2 separate regions of the Homo sapiens genome follow, and region 1 is linked to region 2. Evidence: chromatin contacts called from ENCODE Hi-C data. All regions are on one chromosome and are shown on one strand. Each heading gives the region's core, a stretch centred on a gene start or an enhancer-like site at or near the end of the contact. The rest is flanking DNA. Distances are from core to core; before and after follow the strand shown. Region 1 has its middle 750 kb from the start of MIR4268. Region 2 holds the start of LINC02832 (long intergenic non-protein coding RNA 2832).

Region 1 (4,130 bases), core at 596-3,095, 930 kb before region 2:
TTGAGGCAGGACATGTAGGCAGAGAACCATATCATCAGAGACCTCGTTTGCAATGCTAAAGAGTTTGGATTCTGTCCCACAGGCAGCGGGAGCTCCCAGACACACCTTATGCTGCAGCCATGCCAAACTCTGGCTGGTTCCACAGCCACTTCAGGCACTTTCACAACTCTGCGCAGTTCATCTTGTTTCTTCAGCTCCAAATTCCAGCCCCACCTGGCAAAATTATATCATTGTTCTGAGTTGTATACCTGACAACACAGAATTGCTTTTACTAAACTTGGCATGGACATTCTGCCATTGGTTCCCATAAGATGTGAAAACAAACCCATGAAAATTGCTACCCTCTTGACTGTAGTGAAGTTGTTTAAAAGTATTGTTTGTAAGATTTCACAGGGTTTTCTTTATGGGGGCCACCAAGGAAATGTCTCTCAGTACCAAGAATATTTGAGATCTCCCAGAGCTGGTTTGTGTTTAAGCACACTGATGCATTTCAGATGTTTCTCTTCTTTGCTTTAGCTCAGAGCTGAATCTGTGGCCCATCTCTATTGAGCCTAAAGGTCTCTTTTTATTTATTTATTTATTTATCTTGTGGGCTAATCTCACCATGCCTTTATTTTATTTGATTCTTCCTATTTTCTCAATATCCTGATTTCCTCACTTACTTTTATATGGATTACCTATAGTTTTGAGATCCATCTGAAATAGTTTTTGAAACAAGTTGGGCTACACATGACCAGGAGAGTAAATAAGAAATAAGTCATCATTATTTGAGATTCTTTAATGCCACCTTTTTTGTGAAGCCTCCTCAGATTCTCCAAGGCAGAGTCAGTCAGTGTCTGCTTGGAAAGCCCGCATGCTTTGTTGATGCATTTATTCTAGTCTTTCTGCATTGCTTTATTAGTAATTGCTTACATATTTGTTCATCCCACCCTTCTGGAACACCTTCAAGCCAGGAACAAAAAAATTTAATTTCCCTATTATTTTCCCAGAATCTCATGCTGTAGGTAGGGACACATTTAATTCTTGCTGTATGAATAAATAAATAAATAATGATAATGTAAAAGAAACTTGGGTTAAACTTATCTGTTAAGAGAGCAGAGAATTGGGTAAAAGAATACAGAGAACAGGCTGGGCACAGTGGTTCATGCCTGTAATTCCAGCACTTTGAGAGGCCAAGGCAGATGGATCACCTGAGGTCAGGAGTTCAAGACCATCCTGGCCAACATGGTGAAACCCCATCTCTACTAAAAATACAAAAATTAGCTGGGCGTGGTGGTGGGCACATGTAATCCCAGCTACTTGGGAGGCTGAGGCAGGAGAATCACTTGAACCTGGGAAGCAGAGGTTGCAGTGAGCCGAGATTGCATGATTGCACTCCAGCCTGGGCGACAAGAGCAAAACTCTGTCTCAAGAATAAAAAAAAAAAAGAATACAGAGAACAGTGATCAGGAAGCTCTGAGATGAATGGCTCTATAGAAATACCAAGATACCCAGATGGCCTCAAGTAACTCAGGGTCAAAGCATCATTCTGAACATGTAGTTGAGAAACAGCAAGAGAAAGGAAGAGAAGGAGATTGCACTTGTTTGAGGGGAACATGAACAAGGCTAGATGTAAAGCATGTGGCCGTAAGAACAGTCACACAAGAAACACTTATTGAGCTACTACTGAATTATTGCACTGGAGGCTGTGCTTACATGTCATAAAAAACAAACAAACAAAGAAAAACAATAGTCTTGCAAGAACATGACCCCTTCATCCTGTGACTAAAGGCAGGCTATATGAATTAAAAATAATGAAAGCAGGATTGGGAAACACATACAAATTATGAGAATATTTACTGAGTGCTTTTATTTCACAGTTGCAATGACTCATTAATGTATTGTTCAGTGCTTCACCATTCACCTAGAGCTTTCATGGACATAGTCTCCCTTGGGACACACAGTGACCCTGTCAGGGCAAAAGGGCAAATGATTTTCTCTCTCTTTAGTAGATTAGGTGGCTGGGTCTCAGATAGCCTGAGGTACTTATACAAGTGCATTTACGTGGTTAGTGGTTGGTTGGTGGAACCAAAAGGGAGGTTTTTTTAGCTCACCATCTATAGCACAATATCCATTTTATTTTGCTGCCTCAACAAGTTTTAGACAATGCCTGGTAACAGCCTACCAATAAGACTGAAACTATTTGGAGAGGTTCATTGTGTTGGTTCACTCACTGTGACTTCCCGGAGCCTCTGGGATAAAGTTCAAGTTCATCAGCATAGCATTTGAGGCCCTTCCCAGACTGGCTCTACCTGCTCAGGTGGTGTAAGTCCCCACATTCTTTCCTGGTGCATCTATACCTGCTATGCTTCCTTCTGGGGGTTTGAGCCAAACAGCCATTCCTCCTCTGGAATCACAGAATATCAGTCAGGATCTTTGTTTACTCTTAAATGTTTCTACGTCCTTGCAAATTTTGCCTGTATTCCATGAAATATCCATATTTGTTTTAGCTATAAAAATGTTGAAGGGACTTGTTAATACTCTCAATAGCTTAGCCTTAGAGTGAAGCTGCAGACAGACATGTCATATTTATTCTCTGGCCTTAAGGACTGCCCTACATGAACCTCTGGAGGTGAAGCCCAAGTTGAAAGACAGGGCATTTTGTTACACTGTGAACTTACTCAAGACAGGGAATGTGTCTCATTCTTCTTTTTAACCCTAGCACATCCTCCGATGTATTATATATTAGCTGGCTGCCTGGCTGGCTCAATGGATGGATAAATGATAGATGATAGATGATAGATAGAAGCAATAGATGACACTATGCAAAGAGAAAAATATCTGTTTTTGCCAATTATATATAATTTTAAAAAGTATGCCCTATAATTAACCTCACGGTCTCTTCAACTTTTGCACAATGCTGTAACCCTTGTTGACATAAATATGAAAAGCTTATATATGATACAAAAATAAGAATGCATTCATATGAGCGTCTTTTGGCAAAGGTCCAATAGAAAACTTCTAAATCTAATTTACCTCATTAATTCTTTTCTCTGATATTCAGAGAAGGCTTTTTTCCTTTAGCATGTATAATAGCATAATGTAGGAAATATGTTCACTTTCAAAATCTCTGTGGGCTATGTTTATTGTTTATTGATTGTACCTATTCTAAACTATGCCTTTGCTAAAATTCAAATTTCTTCCATTATCGAGCAGACAAAAATGGGTTTCCACAAAGGTGACTATAAAGTAGATTACCGTTGACTTTTGTTTTGTAGAAAAGAACAAAGGAGGAGAAGACATACGTCTTCATATAATCAATTTAAACCATTTCTTATTAACAAAGTGATAAACATTTGGCTAGCAAAGAGTCAACGTGTGTCAAGTGTGGGTGAAAGGAAAGGAAGGTGAGGTTGTTTCAGGGTGAGGGTAAAGGTTAGGGGTGGTTGGCTGTGGTCCCTGGATGGCAGAGTGGGGCTATTTGGAATTTTTTGGGGATTTTCCAGAAAATGTCAAGAAATAGTCTTTTTTCTCTCTTATAGAAGTTTTGAGAAAAACTACCTAAATTAGCTAATTACTTAATTCTTGATTTTTTCCTTATGGAAATGTTTATATACATATAGTATATTTAAAGGAGAACAAGGAAGGGAAGAAGGCATTGAATGTGTTTGTCTGGTATGGCTCTCTACAAGTTAACAACTTGCAGCCTCTGTGACACTCATCCGGTCATGGTTGGATGTCAGGAAGGTGACAGAACAGAATGTTTTAAACTAAAACAAGGTGGGGAAGTTAAAGATATAATTTTAGAATTTATGGACATTTTAAAATAGTGGGATTTTTTTTTCCTTTTTAATGAAAATATCGGAGAACAAATGACATCTAAAGTAATTACTGCAGTAATTTACCCAATTGAGTCATTTGGTTAGCCTGGGGAAAGTAAGAGTGCATAGGTTTAAATGAATAATATAGTTTGCCTATAAAAAGGAGTATTTGTGTCTGTGAGTGTGTGTGTTATATTTTAAAAATGAAGAAATAAAATATTTTAGTGGACTGGGTGATATTTACCTATATTTTTCTTTTCTTTTCTTTTATTCCCTCTTTTTCTACCATCCTCTCTCTCCCTTCTCCTCCTTCTCTCTTTTTCCTTCCCA
Region 2 (4,344 bases), core at 716-3,215:
AAAAAACGTACCTCAAACATACAGATATGCAAAGACTGAAAGCAAAAGAATGGAAAAAGACATAGTACATAAATATTAATCAGAAGAAAGCTGACCTAGCTATATTCATTCCACAAAACATAGCCTTTAAGTAAAGAGCATTATTAAGAAAAGAATGCCCTTGGACACAGCAATTTGCTCCCAGGTATAAGCACAGAGAAAATCATACACATGTGTAGCAATTGAGGCAGATAGAATCTAAAATGATCACCAACTATCCCTTCCTTCTGGTATTTATACGTGCAATCTCCTTCCTTTGACTGTGGGCAAGACTGGTGAATTGCTTCTAACCAAGAGAATATGGTCATGTTGATGGATGATATGTCTTGTGATTATTTTACCTAAGAATATAATGTTTGTCATGCCTGCAGACCCTCTCCCTTGCCGGTTTTAATGAAGCAGGTGATCACTCTGGGGAGGCCCACATGACAAGAAACTGAGGGTGCCCTCTGCCGACAGCCAGCAAGAAAATGAAGCCCTGGCCTGGCAAACTGCAAGAACCCGAATCCTGCCAACAACCACATGCACTTGAAAGTGAATCTTCCCCAGTCAAGCCTTGAGATTAGAGCACAGCCCTGGCCAACACTTTGACTGCAGACTTGTGAGGACTTGAAGCAGAGGACCAAGCTAAGCCCTGCCCAGACTCCTGACTCACAGAAACTGTGAGGTAACAAATGTATGTTATCTAAGTAACTAAGTGTTGGGTTATATTGGCCAAGTGCAGTGGCTCACACCTGTAATTCCAACACTTTGGGAGGCCGAAGTGGGTGGATCACTTGAGGTCAGGAGTTCAAGACCAGCCTGGCCAACATGGTGAAATCCTGTCTCTACTTAAAAAAAAAAAAGGGTTATATTCTTATGCAGACATAGATAACTAATACAAGAGACATATATAAGACTGTCAGTAGTAAAACAAAACAATAACAAAATCCTGGAAACAACCAAATGCCCATCAAGAAGAGAGAGGAATGAATAAACTATGTCACAATATGGATAAATCTTAACATCATGATTCTAAGTGAAAAAAATGTTAATTACTAAAAGATTACCTCAGCATGATACCCTTGTAAAAAACTAAAAACAAAATCAAATTCATATATTATTTAGAAAGACAAACATAAATAAATTTCTTGTGAAATTAAACATGACGTTCTTATAAAGTTATACATAAACTTACCACATGACCAAACAATACCACTCCTAGATATTTACTCAAAAGAAATGAAAACATGGCCGGGCGCGGTGGCTCATGCCTGTAATCTCAGCACTTTGGGAGGCCAAGGCGGGCAGATCACGAGGTCAGGAGATCAAGACCATCCTGGCTAACACGGTGAAACCCCGTCTCTACTAAAAAATACAAAAAATTAGCCAGGCATGGCAGTGGGCACCTGTAGTCCCAGCTACTCGGGAGGCTGAGGCAGGAGAATGGTGTGAACCTGGGAGGCAGAGCTTGCAGTGAGCTGACATCACACCACTGCACTCCAGCCTGGGTGACAGAGCAAGATTCTGTCTCAAAAAAAAAAAAAAAGAAAGAAATGAAAGCATAGAGCCACACAAAAACCTGTATATGAATGTTTAAAGCAGCTTTATTTATAATTGCCAAGAACTGGAAAAAATCCCCATGTCCTTTAACTGGTGAAGAGCAAAACATACTGCAGTATACAACAGAACCCTGCTCGGCAACACAAAACAACAAATGACAACAAACATACAACAACAACAAAGCAACAAACATACCACCACATGGATGAACCTCAAATGCGTTATGCTGAGTGAGTAAATCCAGACTCAAAAGACTACACATTGTGTGATTCCTTGTATATGACTTCCTGGAAAAGGCAGAACCATGGAGACAAGAAACTGAGCCACTAGGTTGCCAGGGGTTGGAGGTAGAAGAGAGGAATTGACAACAAAGAAGCAGAAGAGAACACTTTAGAGTGACGGACCTGTTCTATACCTTGATTTCGGTGGTAGTCATACAGCTGAATTTACATGTCAAAACTCATAAAAGTATACTCTAAGAAGAGTGGGTTTTACTGTATGTAAATTATACCTCACTTAAATAGATAATATATACACACATCAGGTAAGTGCTCCTTTTGACAATGCCCCAAACCACATCCTCCACCCTGCCATACCCTAGTGCCCCTCCCTGCTCCCTATGCAAAGAACAAAATGAGAAGTTGTGTCATTGGAAATGTTATGGTTAACATAACTACAGAAAACAACCTGGAATGGGAACCAGAGGAGAAAAAGGAGAGTTTCAACAATTAAAATGATGTCTAGAAAACAGTCAGGAAAATGGAGAGCATGTTCATTCCTCCGTTTGCTTTGGGATGCATGTCTATGACTTTACAATAGTGAATCTTATTTAGCTTAAAGTGGAAGTCACTGAGTCATTGTCCAACCACCTGCAACACAGGGAGACTCGTCCCAAAGTCAGTAGCCCTATTTCTTCCGGATTCACTTTGCCTTGGAACACCCTGATAAACGGCCCATTAGCAGCCCACGAAGAGATTAAGAAACAATTCTGTTTAAGAGAATGCAGTTTCGCAAAATGATCCTTGAATCAGAATGTTCTGCTTCTGCTATCTTTTATGAGCAAAAGGAGCAGAGGTTTTGAGGTCACAGTCAGCCTGACCATATTTTGTTCTTATCTCCCTATTTTCTACTCCATAATGAAATTTAAATAGCTCGCTATCGCTAAGTAAATAATTGGTGCCGTAACAGCCTTCTGGAAGCTTTTAATTGTGTCAAAGCAGCTCTTCAATTCTAAACATTCCTTACAACCGAACGATAGTTAGAGCTTTGGGTGTCTTCTTGGCAGATGGAGATAAGAACACAAAATGGGATAAGAAGGCAGGAACTTCCCATTAATCATGGCAGTGTTCCTTTATTCCAAGATCATAAAATGCTTGAAATCACAGCTTTGTCTTGGTGAGGGAGGGAAAGGGGCCTGACTGAGACGCAGAAAGTCTAGGTTTTAGTCTCTGCTGGGCCCCTGCCCAGCTTCCTGATGTGGAACGAGGTGCTTAATTACCTCTTTGGACCTCATTTTCCTCCTGTGTACCCCAGATTCCGTAGCCAGGGTGTCCCCTCCACATTGCCCCAGGTCAAGGTGCTCTATCAAGCAATAGTCTTACCCCCAGTTCCAGATGTGGAGCTTCTCCCCTTCACTTTGCTGTCTGTCCAGGGATCTGCTTTGATCTTACCAATGTCCTAGGGTCCTTGTGGAGAAGTGTCCCCACAGGGTGGCCAAATTGTGGCATGCAAGAGAGACTCCAGGCACTGGCCAGATGCTGCTAACCCAAGATAAAGGGTTACCCCAGACAACGCTTTCCACAATCAGAAATTACTGGGAAATCCATCTGAAATCAATCAAATAAATTTCTTTGCCGCACGACTTCCCAGAGTCTTTATTTTCTCATGTACTTTGAGACTTTCCTAGAGGGAGGGACAGAAGTATTTGACCAAGGAATCCACTTTTTTTCCAAAGATCTATGCTCAGGTCTGGCATGCCTTAAAAATGCTGGTCCAGATTTATGACGCTGTCTGTTGATTTTTCATTCATTATCTTCAAATCAGGAGGGACTCAACCTTGGCTGCAGAATAGCATCACCCGGGCCCACTCCCTGGGCCTCATCCCCAGGGAGTACAGTCACATTTGTCTGAGAGGTGAGTACTGCTTTCAGCTCTCCTACAAATTCTGACGTGCAGCCAGCATGGAGAGCCGCTAGCTCAGGGAGCAGGGGAAGGGGATTCCTGCTCCTAAGCGTATTCTAGAGTATACAAGAGGGAGCACAGCCCCACTCCCAGGTCAGTGTTAAGCAGTAAACCCAAGAAAGTGTTTATCTCTCTACCCAGAGTCAAAGCTACAAGCCCCCTAAGCCCCGTACATACTGGGAGGATCTCCATGGAGGATGTGGAATGAGTAACACAGTATTTCCTAACAGTTACTCAATTAGGATTCTGGCCCTAATCATCACTTTTAAAAACCCCGTGGACTTTTCCTTTCAAAACGGAAATAACTTTACTGATTTTCTGGTTGAAAATTTAATGCCTACTCATGGCTGGGTGGGGGGACTACATAGAAGTGTAAAGAGAAAACTAATTGTTCTTAATCCCCCTGCTGTGAGCATTTTGTATTTACTTCTAGGCCTTAATATGTTTTTAATGTCACTTTGTAACTTGTTTTTTTTTTTAACTCATCAACATTTCTCAAATGTCTTTTAATCTCAGTATAAATAAAACAAGATCATTATTTTTAATGGTATTGCCATATTCTAAGTAGACCACAAACTATTT

What was found. Hi-C counts contacts between places; a loop is a spot of excess contacts on that map. Pooled maps may share reads with other maps.
Region 1: a loop to region 2 is called in a map of PC-9, with 4 times the contacts of the local background. The contact joins the enhancer-like site here to the promoter of LINC02832 in region 2. A Hi-C loop is called at or near these places in 2 of 168 maps with a recorded cell type or tissue (Calu3 and PC-9), 5 of 37 single-sample maps with no recorded cell type and 5 of 50 pooled maps.

What each region holds. Positions count from the first base shown.
Region 1 is chr2:220,658,611-220,662,740 of GRCh38, reverse strand. No RefSeq gene overlaps it. Among named protein-coding and RNA genes, the nearest start is that of MIR4268, 750 kb to the right of the region's middle. Within about 2 kb of position 1,845, at least 2 of the 41 ENCODE cell types and tissues checked have a DNase peak (open chromatin) inside an H3K27ac peak, as active enhancers do; they include PC-9, where a contact is called at or near this core.
Region 2 is chr2:219,727,614-219,731,957 of GRCh38, reverse strand. It overlaps LINC02832 (long intergenic non-protein coding RNA 2832), which reads right to left and starts at 1,965. Exons shown (of 2, transcript NR_185880.1): 1 at 1,777-1,965.